2 separate regions of the Mus musculus genome follow, and region 1 is linked to region 2. Evidence: chromatin loops called from intact Hi-C (ENCODE). Cell type or tissue: gastrocnemius. All regions are shown on one strand. Links, peaks and the distances in the headings refer to the core of each region. The heading gives the core; the rest is flanking DNA.

Evidence for each region. A loop is a pair of places that touch in the nucleus more often than their neighbours do. Peaks named below come from ENCODE experiments on the same cell type or tissue, not always from the same donor. Only the 100,000 strongest peaks of a DNase experiment are listed, where the experiment ranks them.
Region 1: a loop joins it to region 2, with 2.0 times the contacts of the local background. A loop is called at or near these places in 1 of 42 quality-filtered maps.

What each region holds. Positions count from the first base shown.
Region 1 is chr6:29,377,989-29,387,896 of GRCm38, reverse strand. It overlaps Opn1sw (opsin 1 (cone pigments), short-wave-sensitive (color blindness, tritan)), which reads left to right and starts at 7,384. Exons shown (of 5, transcript NM_007538.3): 1 at 7,384-7,827; 2 at 8,010-8,178; 3 at 8,409-8,574; 4 at 8,927-9,166; 5 at 9,836-9,908. The coding sequence starts at 7,482. RefSeq lists cis regulatory regions at 6,959-7,480, 6,910-7,484, 813-7,484. In gastrocnemius, for the core only: no CTCF peak of the experiment used is centred there; a DNase peak (open chromatin) is centred at 5,207.
Region 2 is chr6:29,604,940-29,614,847 of GRCm38, reverse strand. Tnpo3 (transportin 3) reads left to right here and starts at 4,999. Exons shown (of 23, transcript NM_177296.5): 1 at 4,999-5,482. The coding sequence starts at 5,363. In gastrocnemius, for the core only: no CTCF peak of the experiment used is centred there; DNase peaks (open chromatin) are centred at 4,969 and 5,526; H3K4me3 peaks cover 2,323 bases; H3K27ac peaks cover 1,829 bases.

The sequences.
Region 1 (9,908 bases), core at 2,512-7,511, 230 kb after region 2:
GGGCAGGGAAGCTGCTAAGTGTTAACTCCAAAATCAGTTCTTACTGATGACAGGAGATGGGGTTTGAGGCCAGGCTGTGGCACAGCCTTTCAATTGAGGCTCGAGAGAGGAGGCCGATGTCAGCAGGGATTATGTAGCACATTTCAGGCTCCCCCCTCCCCCGGGGGGACTGCATGGTGAGACCCTATCTCAAGAAGAGGAGGAGATAGTTTGTTCTAGAGCCAAATATGAGAGACCACGACCCAAGAACATAGAATCAGGTTGCCTTAAATACCATTTTCCAGAGTGGTGGCAGTTTCATGAAGCTTTTATAGTTATAGAACAAGAACGTAAGCAATCCGAGTCCCTTTCAGATGCACTGATGGGACTATAAGGTGGATAGGTTAGAACAGAGTGGGGGACATCTCTGCTGGGGTTTCAGCTGCTATCTGATGGCAGTCTTAGTCTATGGATGGTGGAAGCTAGTGGTCTGTTAATACATCTCAAGTGTTTCAAGTGATAGTCACAAGGGTACTAGGTCAGACATAGAGGTGGGCAATGAATGGCTATTAATGTGGATCAAGACAGCTCAAGATAATTAGCCTCAGATCTGCAACATTCCACTATTCCATAGTTACTAAAGTCTTCAGTCCAACGTCCTTCCAACTAAGCTGCTGTGGCAGCTAGCACAGTTACGAAGTTCTGACCAGTCAGTCAGTCTCACAGAACCTTTAACATAGGCATAGCTTGTTTCTGAGAACTTCCATTCACAGGACGATGATCTACCCACAGCCTAAGGGTACATGGGGGGGGGGGGGCCTGACAGGTGGGAAGGATCCCCAAAAAGGTGAGATCATGGTTCAGATGCGAGGGCCCTGTAGGAGAAGCAGTGGTCTTAGCCCGGCCTATTTCACACCTAACACACATGGAACCCTTGCTTGCTTTTGGCGGGGGCTCCTATGAGTGGGGAGCTCCATGGGGGCAAAGATCTGTCTTAGTGGTCTTTGAGTCTAAGCTGTGCCTGGCCTTTGGCAAGCCAGATGGTGCCAGTGGCTCTCAGCAGATCTGTATGCCTGGTCTGCTTAAGCACGTGGCAGGACCAACCTTACTGGATTCTCCATGTCACTGTGCCTACAGTTGCCACTTAGCAGAGGTCTATGGAAGGAATAATCGAAAGTCCCAGGCACATGCACACACAAAAGAAATTCCAAGTGGAAACAGATGTTCAGGGAAGTCCTGAGTAGAGCCCCACCCTGTGAAGTGATACCTTTGAAGAATGCGAACTGGCCTCACTTCTGTGAGTGGACTAGCCAGCTTTCCTTGGCTCCCAGGTTGTTAAAGTTATATTATGACCACTCAGGAGTTTCTGTACCATACAGGCAACTCTGCTCACTAGTCACAGTGGGGAGTGGCAGGGGAGAAGGGCTCATTTATTCTCGAACCCGAGAGGCTTCTTCCTGTAGCTATTCCAGCGCTTCAACTGGCTTATAAATACAACTCTACTCAACATGTCATCCCATGACCTCAGCGCACATTCTTGACATTGTTCTCCTTGGTGGGCGAGGGGGTCTTTGCTGAAGATGTTTCAGAGCTGAAACTCCACTTAGGTCACAGGCGGTGCTTTTGGGTGGGGCAGGGCTCTGGATTTGGGGCAGGTTTGTTCTTCTCTTGTGGCCTTTATGGAGCATCATACTGTTCACTGAATGCTGGCCATCTCATCTCTGCAGTTTCCCATGCTTTCAAATCCTTCCTGCACAGGAGGAAGGGAAGGGGAGCAGGAGAGAGCGCCCTGGTAGAGGAAGTCCACCAGCACCTGCCTTCGGTTTAGTGCCAGACTTAAATGGCTGTGCCCTGGATTCATGCTGTTAGATTCCAGGCTCGTCATGGTTCACATGTTTCTACATGTGAACCAAATTTTCTAGAGAGGCTCCTGGATGTGCCCCTGGAGCTCCCTCATTTTCTCCCAAGCTTGAGGAGGGCTTGGATGTTGCGTCTGCTCTCGACCAGCAAGAACGACACGACCACCAGTCCTTCTAACAGCAGTTTATTCAGCAAACTTCAGTCTTCTTCTCTCTTCTTTCTCTTTATCTATATCTCCCACTAACAATAATCCTCTCTCGAATAATAATCCTCTCTCTAACCCAGGCCTCTCACTCTTATATACTCTCAGCCCTCATCCACTCACAGCAGGCCACATCACCTCACCAGGTACACAGCTTCAGCTAATCAGGGCAGCAGGAGCATATCTCCACCAAAATGGATTCGCCAGTATCCTGGTACACCTGCGCAGCTCTCATGATGGTCGTGGCTTATATTCAGGTGCAAGTCATAAGACTTAGCTGCAGTCCCTGGCGCCTTCTTGGGACTGCCGCCACACCCGCTCCTCACACTTGGGGACCCCCCCTCATATCCAGTAAAGCATGTCATACCATCCTTTTTCCAATCATGTGTCTGGAGAATCTTTTTAAAAAGATTTATTCATTTTTCTGTTTATTTATTTAATGAATATGAGTACACTGTAGCTGTACAGATGGTTGTGAGCCTTCATGTGGTTGTTGGGAATTGTATTTAGGACCTCTGTTCACTCTGGTCAGCCCTGCTCCAAAGATTTATTTATTAAGTACACTGTAGTTGTCTTCAGACACACCCGACCAGGGTGTCAGATCTCATTATGGGTGGTTGTGAGCCACCATGTGATGGCTGAGATTTGAACTCAGGACCTTCAGAAGAGCAGTCAGTGCTCTTACCTGCTGAGCCATCTCGCCAGTCCATGTCTGGAGAATCTTGTGGGTCAGTACTCAGCAGAACTGTCACAACACAAGTCAAGCTCATTGTCACCTGTGTATCAAAAGCTGGCTGGTAAGATGGCCCAGTGTGTGAGGCTGATGGACCCAGATGGTGGAAGGAGAGAACCAACTCCCACAAGCTGTCCTCTGACCTCTGCATGTGTTCCAGGGCATAAGCTAATCCTAGTTGTCTCTGAAAGGGTTAACTGAGTAGGTGGAGCCTGTATATTCTTTTGGTGATTTTTTGAAGTTTATAAATACTGAGCAGAGAAGAAAAATGATTAGGACAAGGAAAACACATTTCAAACCTCCAGATACCAGACTTTCCCTGGACCGGAGGAGCCCATGGATTTCTGGGATTCTGCCTCACCCAGTGCTTCTGTGCTGTGAGTCCATCTTGGGAGTCAGTGAAATAGTGATGACTTCTTGTGTCTGCTATTGAGGACATTGCTTATTGTGTCCCACCAATGTCTTGCCTGTGAAGTCCCCCAGAGAGGCATTCTTATCTGTCATGACCCTGAGAGTGGGTAGTTTGCATTATCTCTTGCATAGACTCTCCCACTCGTCACTCTGAAGGAGTTCCTTCTGGAGTGCACGAAGCTAACTCTGTGACTCTGATCATCTTTCACTTTCAGACTTTTAGCTCGGTGCTGCTGCTTTTCTTCTGCGCTGCTGTTCATTCACAGATTCCTCTGAGTCTACTGTCATCTGTTTGGGAGTAAGAGTCTGTGACCCCTTGATGAGAATAGAAGAAAAACCCCTAAAACGGTTAAGGAAACATCCCCCTGTCCCAGGATGTAGAACGTTTATAATGTACAGCTAAATCAGTTGTTCACAAATGGAGGGGAGGGGGCTCTTTCCTTTATGGGGGAGCAGTTGGCCATGAAGGTCAGAGAAACTGAGAAAACTCAGTCTGTCAGGGAGAATATATTTAGAAATAAAAATGCAGGCAGCATCTTAACAGAAAAGTAGGGGTTCAGCAGTTTAGAGTTTGCTGCTCTGATAAAGGACTGGACCATTCCTAGCACCCACAATGGGCAACTCACTGCCAGCGCTTTGTAGCTGCAGCTGCAGGGGACTCTGACACACTCTTCTGGCCTCTGCTTAGACCCACATGGTCATGTGCACATTTATACACACATATGTACTTACATTCTTTTTTTTAAAGAAAGGAAAAGCATTCCCAAGAACGAGAGTGGGCTAGTGAACAGAGGAAGAAGTCAAAGAGAGTGCCTCCAATTTAGGGTCATGGTCCTTCCTTCCTCTTTTGCCCCATGCCTTATTCTCAGAACCTCCCATCTGTCCCCTACTGCATGGCTTCAAGGTCACTGGAGAGGTGAGCCTCCGCCTGGTGTTGGTGAGAATGTGTGCTTTGGTGATACTCGTTGGCTTCAACCTCACTGGGTCCTCTGTCACATCTTAACTGGGTCTAGGTTCCTTCCAATTTGGGTCCATTTTTTTTTTTTTTATCTCAAGCCCTCTGATATGGAAGGGGACTGTCTGAGCAGGTATCTGGGCATCCGTGAGGCTAAAGAGGTGGCTACTACTTAGCCTTACATGAGGAGTAAGAGAGCCCCAGGTGTCTTGAATCCATGACAGTCAGGAGCCACAGGAGGCAGCTGAGGCTAACTTGTGCAATGCTTGTTGAGTTGACACATGCCATGTGGCCTTTGGCTCTATCCTCAAGCCCTGTCCAGGTGGTTTCTGGTCCCTCAGATGAATTTTATTTTATTTTATTTTATTTTATTTTATTTTATTTATTTTTTTTTAGTAATCTCTGTACCATCCTACCTGTGGGTGTATATTTGTGTTGGGTAATGTATGTGTGTGTGTGTGTGTGAGAGAGAGAGAGAGAGAGAGAGAGAGAGAGAGAGAGAGAGAGAGAGAGTTGTGTGCACAAGAGAGAGAGAGAGAGAGTTGTGTGCACAAGAGAGAGAGAGAGAGAGAGGGAGAGAGAGAGAGAGAGAGAGAGTTGTGTGCACAAGTGTCTGCAGAGGCCAAAAGAGGGTATTGCCATCTCTCCATCTCTGGCTTAAAACACACACACACACACACACACACACACACACACACACACACACACACACACAGAGAGAGAGAGAGAGAGACAGAGAGACAGAGAGACAGAGAGACAGAGAGGCAGAGAGACAGAGTCAGGCCTATGAGAACCAACTCACACAGGTTTGCTTACTGGATGGGACACACACTTCCGCTTTTAGACTTCTCTAAGTCTAGGAAAAGGCAAAGGTGGCTGAATAGATGGCCCAGTGGCGGGGGTGGGATGCTCTACAGGCATGAATGAGGACCTGAATTCAGAGTCCCAGGGCCCAGCCTCCTCTCCCACAATCCCCACCTTTCAGCATGTCCCCTCCCACCTTCACGGCTATTCCTTTTGAGTTTTCATAACCCACTGGGTTCTCTTACTGCTGCCTGCTGGGTGCAGATGATCTTATTGGCTTGATCCTGTGCAGGTAACCATGGCAGCAGTGAGCTCATGTCCAGGTCATGTCCGGAAGATGCATTTCACAGCACTCCCCCTGATCCTCTGACTTCTACATTCTTTCTGTTCTCTCTTCTGTAATGGTCCCTGAGCTTTGCCTTGACTCTCTCTCTCTCTCTCTGTGTGTGTGTGTGTGTGTGTGTGTGTGTGTGTGAAAGAGAGAGAGACAGACAGAGAGACAGAGAAAAAGAGACAGAGAGACAGAGACAGAGAGAGGCAGAGAGACAGACAGACAGACAGAGACAGAGAGAGGCAGAGAGACAGACAGACAGAGACAGAGAGACAGACAGAGAGACAGACAGAGAAGCTCCATTCAGAGTCGAACACTTCATAGTCCCCGTTAACAGCCCATTTGACCAGATGAGCCTCTTCAATAACCACTTCCCATTGCAGAAGGAAGTCTCCTGGGCTAAGGTTGGGAGAAGCACTAATCTACATGTATAAATATAAATATTTAAAAGGCAGTTTGACAACAAGTATAATTCAGTAAAACAATAGTAATTTTGGCTAGAGCCCATGACCTTCAAAAGTTCTGGGCTTTTAAAAATATTTACAGTACCAGGTATGGATGCCCCTCCTGTGGACCAGGCCTAAAACCCAAGCAGGAAGTTGCCCCACAACCTCTATGCTGTTATAGTACTAGCGGACACATCTCACCTGGCATATGGATATTATGCTGTTAGGGTTCACGACTGGATAAAATTGACACTTCTCTGCCCCCCACCCCGCCATGGCCTAGAGGGCCCCTGCTGGCACTATATAAGCTAGCCTGGAGAAAAGTGTTCAGTAAGTTCCAGCCTGATTTCTCTTACACCACAGTGTTCAGCAGTAAGGTCTTACCATCTAGTTACGGTGGGCAAGCAGGAGCAATGGCCATAGCTTGTGTTGTTTCTGGGACCCCTGGGACCTCCCTGACTGGTAACTTGTATGGAGATACCTCATGCCCGGTACTGGGATGTTCACTTAATAACTCACATAGTCTGGGAGAAGCATTGTTCACTGGGCAGGGTACTGTGTCCCAACACCTTCTAAAAAAATCATATTTTTAACTTTCTTTTAAAGATTATGTGTATGAGTGCTTTGCTTGTGTGTGTGTATGAACACTGTGTGCATGTTTGGTGCCTTCGGAGGTCAGAAAAGTATGCTGGATCTCCTTGGAATTAGAGTTAGTCAGTTGGAAGCCACCATGTGGATGTTGGGAGCCAAACCTGGGTCCTATGTAAGAGCAGTGAGTGCTCATAATCACGGAGCCGGCTTTCTGGCCCTCATGTTTTAATTTGCTGTGATGGCTTGAATGAGAAACGGCCCCCATAGGCTTCTGTATATGAGGAGTACTTGGTCCACCGTTGATGACTGGGGACGTAATGGGACTTTTAGGATGTAGAGCATTGCTGAAGGTAGTATGTCACGAGGGACCAGCTTTAAGAGCTTGTAGCCTTACCCACGTCCACTCCTCTCTGCTTTCTATTTGAGGCTGGGTGTGATGATGCTGACAAGAGACTAACTCTTGGTGTCCTTCCCTAACAGTGAACCCAGACTATTCAGAAGAGTTTCATTCTCATCTGCTCTAATATAAAGGAAGCCTAGTCTAAGAAGCAGCCTAACCTGGCTGGCTGCAGGTCTACCTACATAAGAAGGCCTCCCTGCAGAGGCCAAACACATAGTAGTGGCTCAGGCATACCCTGGGACCTAAGGCAGGATGCAGTTGTTTCTGCACTGTCCCGCAGTGGCTATTTAAAATGCTCCCAAGGGGGCCTCCCCACTCATCCTCTTCCTGTTTCCCCAAGCGGATTCCCAGGTCTCTGGATAGGGACACTCAGGTGAGCATCTTTCACAAAGGGCCAGGTGAGATGCAGAGGAGCCTGAAGCCAAAGGCAGAGGTGGGAATGAGGTATGGCAGCATCTCCAAAGAATATAGGTCAGCATCCTCCAGGCCACAGAAACCAATACTGACCCCAAAGCACCCAGCCTTGTTATCCAGGTTTCTGACCTCAATCTCTTATCCTCTGAAGAACACAATCAATCAGCTTTGGGCTCATGAAAGGTTTAGGTGAGAACTAAGAGATCTCTAATCTGGGACTTTGTCTTTGGGAGGCTTAGGATAGTTCAGAGTCTCAACTGTATCTTTAAAGGAGGGTGCTGTAGGGAAGGGTGATAGCAGAAGAATCGTCTATAAGAGGGACCGGAGGTGGTAGTGAGGGCATCCCAAGCGGGAGATGTCAGGAGAGGATGACTTTTACCTGTTTCAGAATATCTCTTCGGTGGGGCCCTGGGATGGGCCTCAGTACCACCTTGCTCCTGTCTGGGCCTTCCGCCTCCAGGCAGCCTTCATGGGATTTGTCTTCTTTGTGGGGACCCCACTCAATGCCATAGTGCTGGTGGCCACACTGCATTACAAAAAGTTGCGACAGCCCCTCAACTATATTCTGGTCAATGTATCCCTCGGGGGCTTCCTCTTCTGCATCTTCTCTGTCTTCACAGTCTTCATCGCCAGCTGTCACGGATACTTCCTCTTTGGTCGCCATGTTTGTGCTCTGGAGGCCTTCTTGGGCTCTGTAGCAGGTACTGAAGGCAACCTGGGCTAGAGAGAGGGGCCCTTAATTATCCTGAGCAGTTGGACCTCTAACAATGGGCTGTGTGAGCATTAAACTCCATTCCAACTCTCTGGACTTGCTCAATTACACCTATATTCCACTCCAGGCTCAGGGAGTCTGTCTACCCCATTCTTTTCACATTTGCTGCAGGTCTAGTGACAGGATGGTCATTGGCTTTCCTGGCTTTTGAACGCTACGTTGTCATCTGTAAACCCTTCGGCAGCATCCGCTTCAACTCCAAGCATGCACTGATGGTGGTCCTGGCTACTTGGATTATTGGTATCGGGGTGTCCATCCCACCCTTTTTTGGCTGGAGCAGGTGAGAGGATAGGGCAGTGCTCTGATGTGGGACGAGAGATTGGGTATAACCTTTTATTCTTTGACCTGAGTTGGTAGAGTAAGGAGGAAAGGGGGCCGCTGGAGACATCAATGGTTACTCTGCCATTGTAACTACTGTAGTGTCTTCTGGCATTCTTCCAACTGGAGAAGCCAATCCAGAAGCTAAGCCCATTCTTCCAGTTCTCGGAATGAATGTTTGGTCCTTTTCAGGTTCATCCCTGAGGGCCTGCAGTGCTCCTGTGGCCCAGACTGGTACACTGTGGGCACCAAGTATCGAAGCGAGTACTACACCTGGTTCCTCTTCATCTTCTGTTTCATCATTCCTCTTTCCCTCATCTGCTTCTCCTACTCCCAGTTGCTGAGGACTCTCAGAGCTGTGAGTGGGTTTTGAGAGGGGCAGGTAGGAGTAACTCAGGAGGCCCCAGGAGAGACAGTATATATCTTCCTCAGGATACGTCTAGAATATCCGTGGTCAGATAGGAGTATTGGGGAAGGGGGAGTGAAAACGCTGTTACAACTTATTGGTAGAGCACTTACCTAGCAGGTGTGAGGTACTGGGTTCCATCTTCTGCACAAGAGGTAGTGGGCGAAGGACCAGAGAGAGGAGGGGACAAGGATGGGATCTTTTCTAGTGTCAGAGCTGAGGACGCCCTTCATGATGCCTCCCTCAAGGGAAAGCCAAACTCAGCCAGGAGAGAGAGGGCTTTGACCCTTGTGCTCAATTCCAGGTGGCAGCTCAGCAGCAAGAGTCTGCTACGACACAAAAGGCTGAACGGGAGGTGAGTCATATGGTGGTGGTGATGGTGGGATCCTTCTGTCTCTGCTACGTGCCCTATGCTGCCCTGGCCATGTACATGGTCAACAATCGGAACCACGGGCTGGACTTACGGCTTGTCACCATCCCCGCCTTCTTTTCCAAGAGCTCCTGTGTCTACAACCCCATCATCTACTGCTTCATGAATAAGCAGGTAAAGCGGTCTATCTACATTCCCACGAGGTTCTGGTCCATTAGACCCTGGTTCTTCCGCTATTGATGTCTTTGTGACTCAGCACCCTGGCCTCCACACAGGGCTTATAGATGAGGAAAGCCAGAGTAGTCCAAGCAGGCCAGGATGCTCTTGGTAGGCACATGAACCCAGAGTATGGTTCCTAAAATACTGGAACAAGGGGAGGCTAGACCTTGAGCCAGAAAAATCAAATTGAAAGAGTGGGAAAGGATGGGAAATGCCCCCACCTACTTCATTTAGCAATGGCAGAGATGGAGCAAAGGGCCTTTCACATGCTCGGCAAATATCCGCATCACTGAGTTATATATACATCATCCCTACTCTTTCTGTCTTGGTGGAAAATAACATCAACAGTAACAGGTGTCTAGCTTTTTTCTTTTTTAAAGATAGGGTCTGAGTAACACTAGCTGTCCTGGAACTCATATGGAAACCAGGCTGTCCTTGAACTCAAGAGGTGGTCCTGCCTCCTATCCCGAGTGCTGGAGTCAAAAGATGTGTACCAGCACATAAGTCCAGCCTTCTGCAAACCTTTAATCCAGTCCTTTTAAAGTTTAGCCTGCAGGAGCAAGGAGTTAAAGGTGGAGTTTAGGTAGTCTTCAGGGTAAGGATAATAAACACTTCTCTTTCCAGTTCCGGGCTTGCATTCTGGAGATGGTGTGCAGGAAGCCCATGGCAGACGAATCTGACGTGTCTGGCTCTCAGA
Region 2 (9,908 bases), core at 3,325-8,324:
TATGTCCTCACATTCCCCTTTATCTTATGGTCAAGATGTTCCCAGGAATGTTTTAACTACGGGGCATACCCAGGTTTGTTTTTCTCTTTTCTCAGCCCCAGGCAGCCTCTAGGCTCACAAACAACCAGCAATTTCTGAGTACTTTATATGACTTACAGGTCTTGAAATTTCATCTTTCTTTCAGAACTCAAGCAGGTTAGGAAGCAGGAGTGATGTTACTCATTGGCTTGCTTCCCCTGGCTTGCTCAGCTTGCTTTCTTATAGAATCCAAGACTACCAGTTCAGGGATGGCACCACCCACAATGGGCCCCTCCCCTCTTGATCACTAATTGAGAAAATTCTCCACAGCTGGATCTCATGGAGGCATTTCCCCAACTGAAGCTCCTTTCTCTGTGATAACTCCACCTTGTGTCAAGTTGACACAAAACCAGCCAGCACAGTAAGTGCACTGTCACTGTCTTTAGAAACACCAGAAGAGGGCACTGGATCCCATTACAGATGGTTGTGAGCCACCATGTGGTTGCTGGGAATTGAACTCAGGACCTCTGGTAGAGCAGCCAGTACTCTTGACCGCTGAGCAATCTCTCCAGCCCTGCTGAATATTGTTTTTTATTGGATATTTTACATTTCAAATGTTTCCCCCTTTCCAGGTCTCCCTTATGGAGTCCCCCATCCCATGCCCTCTCCCCGCTGAATATGATTTTTAAGAGAAACTTCTGTAATCTCTTCACTCCTCTAAGCTCTCTGTAACCTATTTATGAATGTATGAAGCATGATGTATGATTCAAAATTTGTATTAGTAATTAAGATTGGACTGGAACTAAAAGAAAATTTTACAATTGCTATAGCCACAACTCTAAGTGAAATTAGGAGTAGTCAGTGATGAAACAGATTTTTTCTCAAAGTCTATTGACATTCGAAACAATCTGACATTGTGTAAAGACACAAAAGTGTCCGTCTATGTTAATGGCACAATTCAGGACAGGAGCACTCTGTAGAGCCACAGTTTAGCTTGCTACTGGACTTGAGGTTCACTGAAAGTCATGACTGTCAAACCTGGAACAGATCTAAGCTTTATGACAATCCCTGGGACAGTTCCTGGAGTATATAGTTGACATTCTCTTTCTCCTGCTACTATAAAAGTAAATTTCTGTGTCTGTGTTTCAGAGAGCGGAGGTCTCTTTCTCCTCTCTGCATTCTGTAGCCACAATCACCACCACATCCAATTTATTCTCTTAAATTTATTTTACACTTCACCATCTCCATCCCTAATTCCTACATTAGGCCACTATGGCTCCTCACCAGGATTGCTGCAATAGTTTATTATTTTTGTCCTTGCCCAAGACATTTAGTGTTGCAAGCTAGGATGCTTTAAGAGAAATCTCTAAGGAGCTTAAAGACACTTAAAGCAATTTCTGTTCACTTACCACCTTAAGCAATCTCTTGAGGACACAAAGATATGTAGGATGTGTTTGGTAAGTATCAAGTCTTTCTTCCAGTTGGTGTAGAATTTTTCAGCCTATAGACTTTATAAAATACACCTTTCTCTTTTTCCTACAGACTTGAACATTTGTTGCCTTTGACTGAAATACTTTTTACATTAGTTTCCTATTCATCCATCAGTCTGGTCTTAGTTTAAAATATTTTTAGATGGCCATCCTACTCCCTTCAATCTAGAGTGTTTCACCTAATTTTTTGGAAACAGGGTCTCATAAGTCACAGATTGGTTTCAAACTTACTAAGTATCTAAAAATGGTCTTGCACTTCTGATCTTCTTGCATCTTACTGTGGAGTGCTGGAATTATAAGTGTGTGCCACCACACTTGATGTAGTGAGGGGATCAAAGCCAGGGCTTTGTACAGGCTCCAGAGCTCTTTACCAAGTGAGTGACGTCCCTAGCCCAAGTTTTAATAACTCTTATTTATTTTTACTCTCTGTGTATTAGTGGTTTTGCCTTCATGTATGTGTGTGCACTATGTTCATGCCTGATGCCTGAGGAGGTCAGAAGTGGGTCCTGGAATTGGAGTTACTATAGAGGAATTTTAGCCCAGCAACATGGCTGTTCTGGCAAGGGATCACATCCAAAGACCTTCTAGGTCTTTGTGATCTTGCTGGAATGCAGATAGGCCACACACCTTTAGTCCCTCTGTTTGGGACACAGACATACCATTAGCACACACTTTTAACTCCAAACAGTGAAAGTAAGGTTAGTTTATAGAAGGAAGCAGCCATGTTTGAAATGACATCTATTCGAGGGGCAGACAAAGTGACAAATCAGAGAAAGATTTGACAGAATGAGTCAAAGGTAGAATACACCAACTCTCACAAGAACTGGAGAGGAAAAGAGGTTACTTAAGAGAGCAACAACAGTATTGGGGGGGGGTTAATGGGACAGTTTTACAGAGACATGTTGCAGAGAAAACAAGCTAGGTGAAGAGTGAGCTAGAGAATAAATAAGGAACCTGAATATTGCCAGAGTTAGTTTGAGTCCAAGCAGAACAATTCGGTGAGAAGCTGAGAGAAGCCAGTTTGAATCAGTCATTTTGAAAAACAATTTTGAGCCAGAACAGTGGAGTTGAACCAGCCAGCCAGAGTTCAGAAAGGACTAGAAAGAGTGAGTTTATTTAGTAGTAAGCCTCCAAGCTGACAATTACATATGGCTAATAAAAGTTACTTTTGCCAGGCATGTGGCACACGCCTTTAATCCCAGCACTTGGGAGGCAGAGGCAGGCGGATTTCTGAGTTCGAGGCCAGCCTGGTCTACAGAGTGAGTTCCAGGACAGCCAGGGCTACACAGAGAAACCTTGTCTCAAAAAACAAAGTTACTTTTACAAGTTACTGATGCTTGTACATTATCACATGAGTTCTGGGAAGCAAGCTTAGGTCCTCTGTGAGAGCAATACATGCTCTTAACTGTAGTGCCATCTCTCTGACTCCTTAAAGTTTTTAGTTTTGATGAATTCCAGTGACCTTTTTCTTTTTTGACTGGTTTTAGTAGCATAGCTAAGAAGTCATTGCCTGATCCAAAGTCATAACTGTATACCTGTTTTCATCCAAGAGTTTTATAGTATTAACTTTTTTGCTTGTCTTTGTTTTTTGTTTGTTTGCTTGCTTGCTTTTGAGACAGGGTTTCTCTGTAAAGCCTTGACTGTCCTGGAAGTCACTCTGTAGACCAGGCTGACTTCATTCTGCATATAAGCTCTGCCTGCCTCTGTTTCCTAAGTACTGGGATTAAATGCATGTTTCACCCTTCACCCCACAACCTCCAGGGCTCCCAGCTCAAATTCCAGCTTTCATTTAAGAATTCTTGTGGTTGCCAGGCAGTGATTGTGCACACCTTTAATCCCAGCACTTGGGAGGCAGAGGTAGGCAGATTTCTGAGTTCAAGGCCACCTTGGTCTACAGAGTGTGTCCCAGGACAGCCAGGGCTACACAGAGAAACCTTGTCTCGAAAAACCACAAAAAAAAAAAAAAAAAAAAGAATTCTTGTGACTAGTTGGGCAGTGGAGGTACATGCCTTTAATCCCAGAACCCAGAAGGCAGAGTTTCTGGACAACCAGAACCACACAAAGAACCCCAGGCTGGCCTCAAATATGCAGCAACCCTCCTGTCTCTGCCTCCCAAGTGCTGGGATTATAAATATGGTCCAGCATGAACAGCTTTAAATTCTCATCTTTTAAAATGAGGTTTAGGAGCTGGAGAGTTGACACACTCACTGATCTTGTAGAGAACCCACACTCAATTCTCAGGATCTATATAGCAGCTCACACGGTAACTCCTCCAGGACCAAGTTGCACATGCATAAATATGTAGGCAAAACACTCATACACATAAAAATAAGTCTTTAAAACTATTTCATTAGAGCTGGGCGTGGTGGCGCACGCCTTTAATCCCAGCACTCGGGAGGCAGAGGCAGTCGGATTTCTGAGTTCGAGGCCAGCCTGGTCTACAGAGTGAGTTCCAGAACAGCCAGGGCCCTCTACACAGAGAAACCCTGTCTCGAAACAAACAAACAAACAAACAAACAAATAAGCAAACCAAAACTATTTCATTAAAAAAGGACTTATTTTGGAAGGTTGTTAATCTTTCACTACATTACATTACATTACACATGGTCAGCCTTCATTAGATACTAACAGTTATTTTTAGTGAAGCAGCAATATTGGGAAACTGGCATGTTAACTGAGGATTGCTAGACAGTTGATTTTGTTTGTCATTTATTTATTTATTTGTTAATTATTTTCTGAGACAAGGTCTCTTTGTGTATTCCTGGCTGTCCAGGAACTTGCTCTGTAGACTAGGCTGGTCCAAACTCAAGAGTTAGGCCTGCCTCTGACTCCAGAGTGCTGGGATTAAACCTGTCTGCCATCACCGCTTGGCTGTTTTTTTTTTTTTTTTTTTTGGTTTTTTTTTTTAAAGAGACAGAGTTCCACGTATTAGAGGCTGGTCTTGAATTCCTCCTGATGGTGTTGTGGCTAACTTCCAAGAGCTGAGATTACAGGCTCTCTTCCTTTCTTTCTTTCTCTCTCTCTCTCTCTCTTTCTTTCTTTTTTTTTTTTTTTTTGAGACAGGGTTTCTCTGTGTAGCCCTGGCTGTTCTGGAACTCTGTAGACCAGGCTGGCCTCGAACTCAAAAATCCGCCTGCCTCTGCCTCCCGAGTGCTGGGATTAAAGGCGTGCGCCACCACGCCCGGCTGAACTGATGTTTCTTAAACACTCCTTGGAGACGGGTGAAGAAGTAGGAACCGGGAGGAAAGACTTTGGATTCCTTGCTGACGAGATAAGATTTGGTCAGGAACGTTAAGAGTAGCCAGACTTGAAGCTCAAATAAAGACTTACGCACCTAGGAGACTGACTACCTTGTGCCTACTTCCCCTTGGTTCTCCTAGTCCGGCAGGGTCACTTCCGGGAGGAGGCGGGGGAAACAAGAGGAGGCGTGCCGGGAAGGAGGCAGTTTGTGGTGCACCAGGCGGAAGTGTGCCAAAGTCTACGGACGGCCACTTCCGGCCCGGGGAAGCCCTGCTTCGGCTCGCTGCGTGGTTCGTGTCATGCGGAGGTAGGCCTCTGCGAGCAAGGCGGGAGGTGCAGAAGCCAGAACCCGTGTCCGGACTCGAGAGTCTGCGATTCTGGCGGGAAGACAAGACAAAAAGGAGGCAGGAACCTGAAAGCGACCTCTCCGCTGTTTCCGAGGGGGCAACTTCCACGAGGAACCCCCCTTCCCTGGTAACGGCCAGAAAGGAGGAGATGGCGCCAGTCAGGGAGCGGCTGTGGCCGAGACAGTGAGGACGCTTGAAGGCAGAGCAAGCGGAAGCCTAGGGAGGAGTATCGGGCTCTTTGCTGTCATCGCCGCCGCTCCCGCCAGCATGGAGGGAGCCAAGCCAACCTTGCAGCTCGTGTACCAGGCGGTGCAAGCGCTTTACCACGACCCGGATCCCAGCGGAAAGGAGCGCGCCTCGTTTTGGCTTGGGGAGCTGCAGCGTTCGGTGAGGTTCGGGGAGAGTCCGTTCTGAGCCGCGCGGGACCAGGGCCGAGTGGGATGGGATGGTTCTCCGCTTGAGTGGAGCGCTTGGCAGTGGGAGATCCTCTTTCCGAAGGAGCTGGTGCCGCGGGGTGGGGCTGAGCAGCCACAGATGTGCTGCCTTTCGGAAACCAGTGGCAACTGATTGGTCACGAACGGGCCCTTTCCCTCGTCTGTGGAATCCGTTTTGTAGTTCTGTACGTCTCGCTTGTGGTCTGGCTCTCCTTTAAGTGCTTTTGGTACACCTTCCGTATTCAAGAGTTGCATCTGGCAATACCTTCCCTTTGGCAGCCTTACTCACCCCTCAGTGTCCCTTGCCGATTTTCATTCGTGTTATTCTCGAAATTTCTCAGGCTTCTAGATTCGTGTTCGTACAAATTTTCTCCTCTCATTGGAGTGCAACGTAATATAAAGAAAAATTAGTTATGGTTTCAGGAAATCTTTGTAGTTCTTTTGTTTTATATCAGATTCCTACTGTATTTCTTCTGCCTGTACGTTTTTATTTGTAAGATGGCTATCATAGCTATATTAATTAGTCCATATTTTTGTGAGCATGTGGTGGAGTGTGTGTTGTATCTATCGTATTTCCACATGTTAAATTTTTGGGCTCATGTTTTTTCATTTTTTGACTCACACTTTGTATTTTCTTCCATGATTTTTCACACTCACCTTTGCTATGTTTTTATTTTTTATGAATTTTAATAGCTTGTGATTTTGCTGACAGTGTTTAGGTTTTAGTCTATGAACTGTGAAATTCTTTGAAAACTAAGGAGCCTCTTAACAGACTAAGTACCTACTTTCTTTTTCTTTTCCTTGTGTTTGGTGCTGGGGATCCAGTCCTGCCTACATCTCTAGCTCTCTCTCTCTCTCTTCACCCTTTATTCATTATTTCATTTTATACTCACAAACATGAAATGCTTGCTCTCCCTTTTCTGTTTAACTCATAACTGATGTTTAATGGTGCTGTATCTTCTTAAATAAGCCCCTAGGTTGCAAGTACATAATTAAAAAAAAATATTTGCCACTTTAACTCTGATGGTTGCATGTAAATGTGACACTCAAGTTCTTGTTTATATTGTGGGAAGACAAATAAAATTTTGCTGGGTGTGGAAGCACTCGACTTTAATCTCAGCTGAGATTAAATCTCAGCAGAGGCAGGCTAATCTCTGAGTTCCAGAACAGCCTGGTCTACAGAGTTCCAGGACAATTAGGGCTAAATGGAGGAGGAAAAAAAAGGTTCAGTGTAGGCTCCCCGTGTAGGCCTCCTGTAGCTTTTAGTTCTGCAGACGAGGGAGTTACAGTTCTCTACAGTTCTTCATACAGTTTTCTATTTTTTTTAAAGGATTTATTTATTTATTATATGTGTATATGCTGTAGCTGTCTTCAGGCACACCAGAAGAGGGCATCAGATTTTTGTTATGGATGGTTGTGAGCCACCATGTGGTTGCTGGGATTTGAACTCAGGACCTTTGGAAGAGCAGTCGGTGTTCTTAACCGCTGAGCCATCTCACCAGCCCCTCATACAGTTTTCTAACATATAAGTAACCTACTAGGTGAGCTCTTCTTTGCTGTATCTACTGATTGTGTTTTAAATCAGTACTGGAGAACCTATCATGGACAAACAAGTTCTAGATGTTGGTAATTGGAAACAAGCAAATGAATCTGTGGTGACCGCATAGTATACTCATGCTGATAATGTAACATGTCCAGAGCTGAGAGACATTCTTCAGCATAGAGCTTAAAGTATGTTAGGATTGAGTTACTCACCTTCCTCTCCTTTAGTTCCAATTATTCTGTGTGTCTATTCATTGTAGAATCTCAACAGGAAGAGATGACCAACTTGACAGAATAATTAGTTGGGAGAATTTTCTTTTTTTCTTTTTTTTTTTTTGGTTGTTGTTTGTTTGTTTTTGTTTTTTTTAATGAGAGATACTAGGGATTGAACCTAAGGCCTCACACATGTTGTGCAAATTGTTAATCTCTAAGCTCTATTCCCATCCTTTTTATTTTTATTTTGATAAAAAAAACTTTTTAAGTTCTCTAGGCTGGCCTTTAACTCACAATATAGCCTCTAAGTAACTAGATGTTGGTAATTGGAAACAAGCAAACAAGCCTGTGCTGACCACATAGTATACTCATGCTGATAATGTAACATGTCCAGAGCTGAGAGGCAGGCCTACAGGTCTCCTTTCCTTTCCATGCCCCAGGCGGGTTTGTTATAAACACACTATACAGCTGCGGGTACACTGTTGTCAGAAGAAATAGAATTATAACCTCTAGCCAAACTGTTATTTTCTTCTGGAAGGAATAGAGAGAGAGGAGCAGTTACTTAGCTTCTTTGAGGGAGAATGACATGTTTCTGGTGACAAAACTTGAGGTCCTTTGCAGTGAGGGAGCTGGAAGAATTTATTTGCTGACTCTGTTCTTCTGGGATTCCTTATAGATCAAGCCAACTAGTATCCAGGGGACATTAGGAAGCAGAGGCAGGTGGATCTCTGAGTTTCAGGCTAGTGTGGTCTATGTAATGAATTCTAGGACAGCCAGAACTATGTGGAGAAACCCTGAATCAAGGTGTGGGGGACGGGAAAGGGGAGAAAGTCTGCTGGAGCAGAAAAGATGTAGAAAAGGGGTGAAGAACACCCAACGTGCTTGTACATCATCATTTGGTCAGCTTCAGGGTGTCCATTTCTTTATTATGTGTTATGTGTGTGGACACACTTGTGTATGTCAGAAGACAACTTGTGGAAGTCAGTTCTCTCATGTGGGTTCTAGATACCTAACTAAAGTGGTCAGGCTGGGCAGCAAGTGGCTACAGTCTGTCTTTCTCAAGTGCCTAACTTGAGCATTTAAATGAACAATCACGTTATCACTTTGGCCTTTTCATTTCTTTATTTTCTTCAGGTCATGTAGTTGTACCCTGGATCTTGTCATTACCAAAATCACTATTCAGATATCCTTCTCTGAGCACAATCCATTAATTACTGTTTTCTGGCTCAAGAATTTCAAGTAACCCTGTGTTTGAATTTTTATTATTTTGCAGTCCTATATAATTTTAATTCTTATCAAAACTTAAGTTTTACTTTAAAATTTAAAAGTCTTTTGTGCTTGCTAGTATCTTTAAAATTTTTTTTGTTTTGTTTTCTATATATATATGCCATTTGTTCCCAAATGTCCACAGTATAAAATGTCCAATATATGTTCATATTGATAACCTATTTTCCTGTTATAGAAAACAGGAAATTTGTTGCCTGAAATAAGCTTGTAGCCCTAAGATTTATCAACTCCCAAAATAGCCCTCACCCCACTGACTTGAGTCAAATATGAATGATCATAGTCTACAAACATGAATTCAGAGTGCCTTTATTTTGTTGTGCGATGGAATTGGTGACATGAGATTGTATTAGTTATGGAACAGGGGAGTGGGGCTGGAGATACAGCTCAGTGCTTAAGAGTCCTTACTGCTAAGAGAGTCAGTGTTTGCCTCCTAGCACCTCTCTGGCAACTCACAACTGCCTGTACTCAAATTCCAGGGCATCTGGTGCTCCCTTCTGTGTACATACTCACACACACACACACACACACACACACACACACACGGGGATTGGGGGGGGGAGAAAGAGAAATTAAAAAATAAAAAGGAAAGTCAAATCTCAGAATTTATGGGTTTTATTGGTGGGCCTTTGGATGAGCAGGTTATAGGAAAGAAACAGGGATACTGCTGTAGGTCTTTTGTTTTCTAGAAGTGTTTTGTTTTGAGACAGTCTTCCTATGTATGCAGCCTTGGCTGGCCTGGAACTCAATGGAAATCTGCCTTCCTCTGCCTCCTAAATGCTAGGATTAAAGGCATGTGTCACCACAATTGGCTCTGAGTAGGTTTTAGGTACTGATAACATTTTTAGCCTTTGGACTGGTAGAAGTTAGTGGTTTGCTAAGAATGTACCTTGAAGTTTGAAGGACAATGAATGGCTATTGAGGGGGTTAAAAATAGTGCAAGATAATTTGGCTCTGTATCTGCATCATTCTAACTTAATATCATCAGAAGTTTTAATCAGCCATTGAGCCTTATAGAGTCTTTAACACAGGTATGGGGTTTTTGAGACAGGGTTTCTCTGTGTAGCCCTGGCTATCCTGGAACTCATTTTGTAGACAAGGCTGGCCTCAAATTCAGAAATCCGACTGCCTCTGCTTGTGCCTCCCCAGTGCCAGGATAAAAGGTGGAGGCCACCATTGAGCTGCCCAGGTGTGGGTTTATTTATTTATTTCCTTTCTGATAACTTTAATATGTAGAATCTTTCATCTGTCTTGGTTCTGTTTCCTAATTAACTGTCCTGGGAATCCCTCTTTAAACACTGTCCTAGGGAATTTCCTTCACCTCTTTCTTGTGTTGGGTC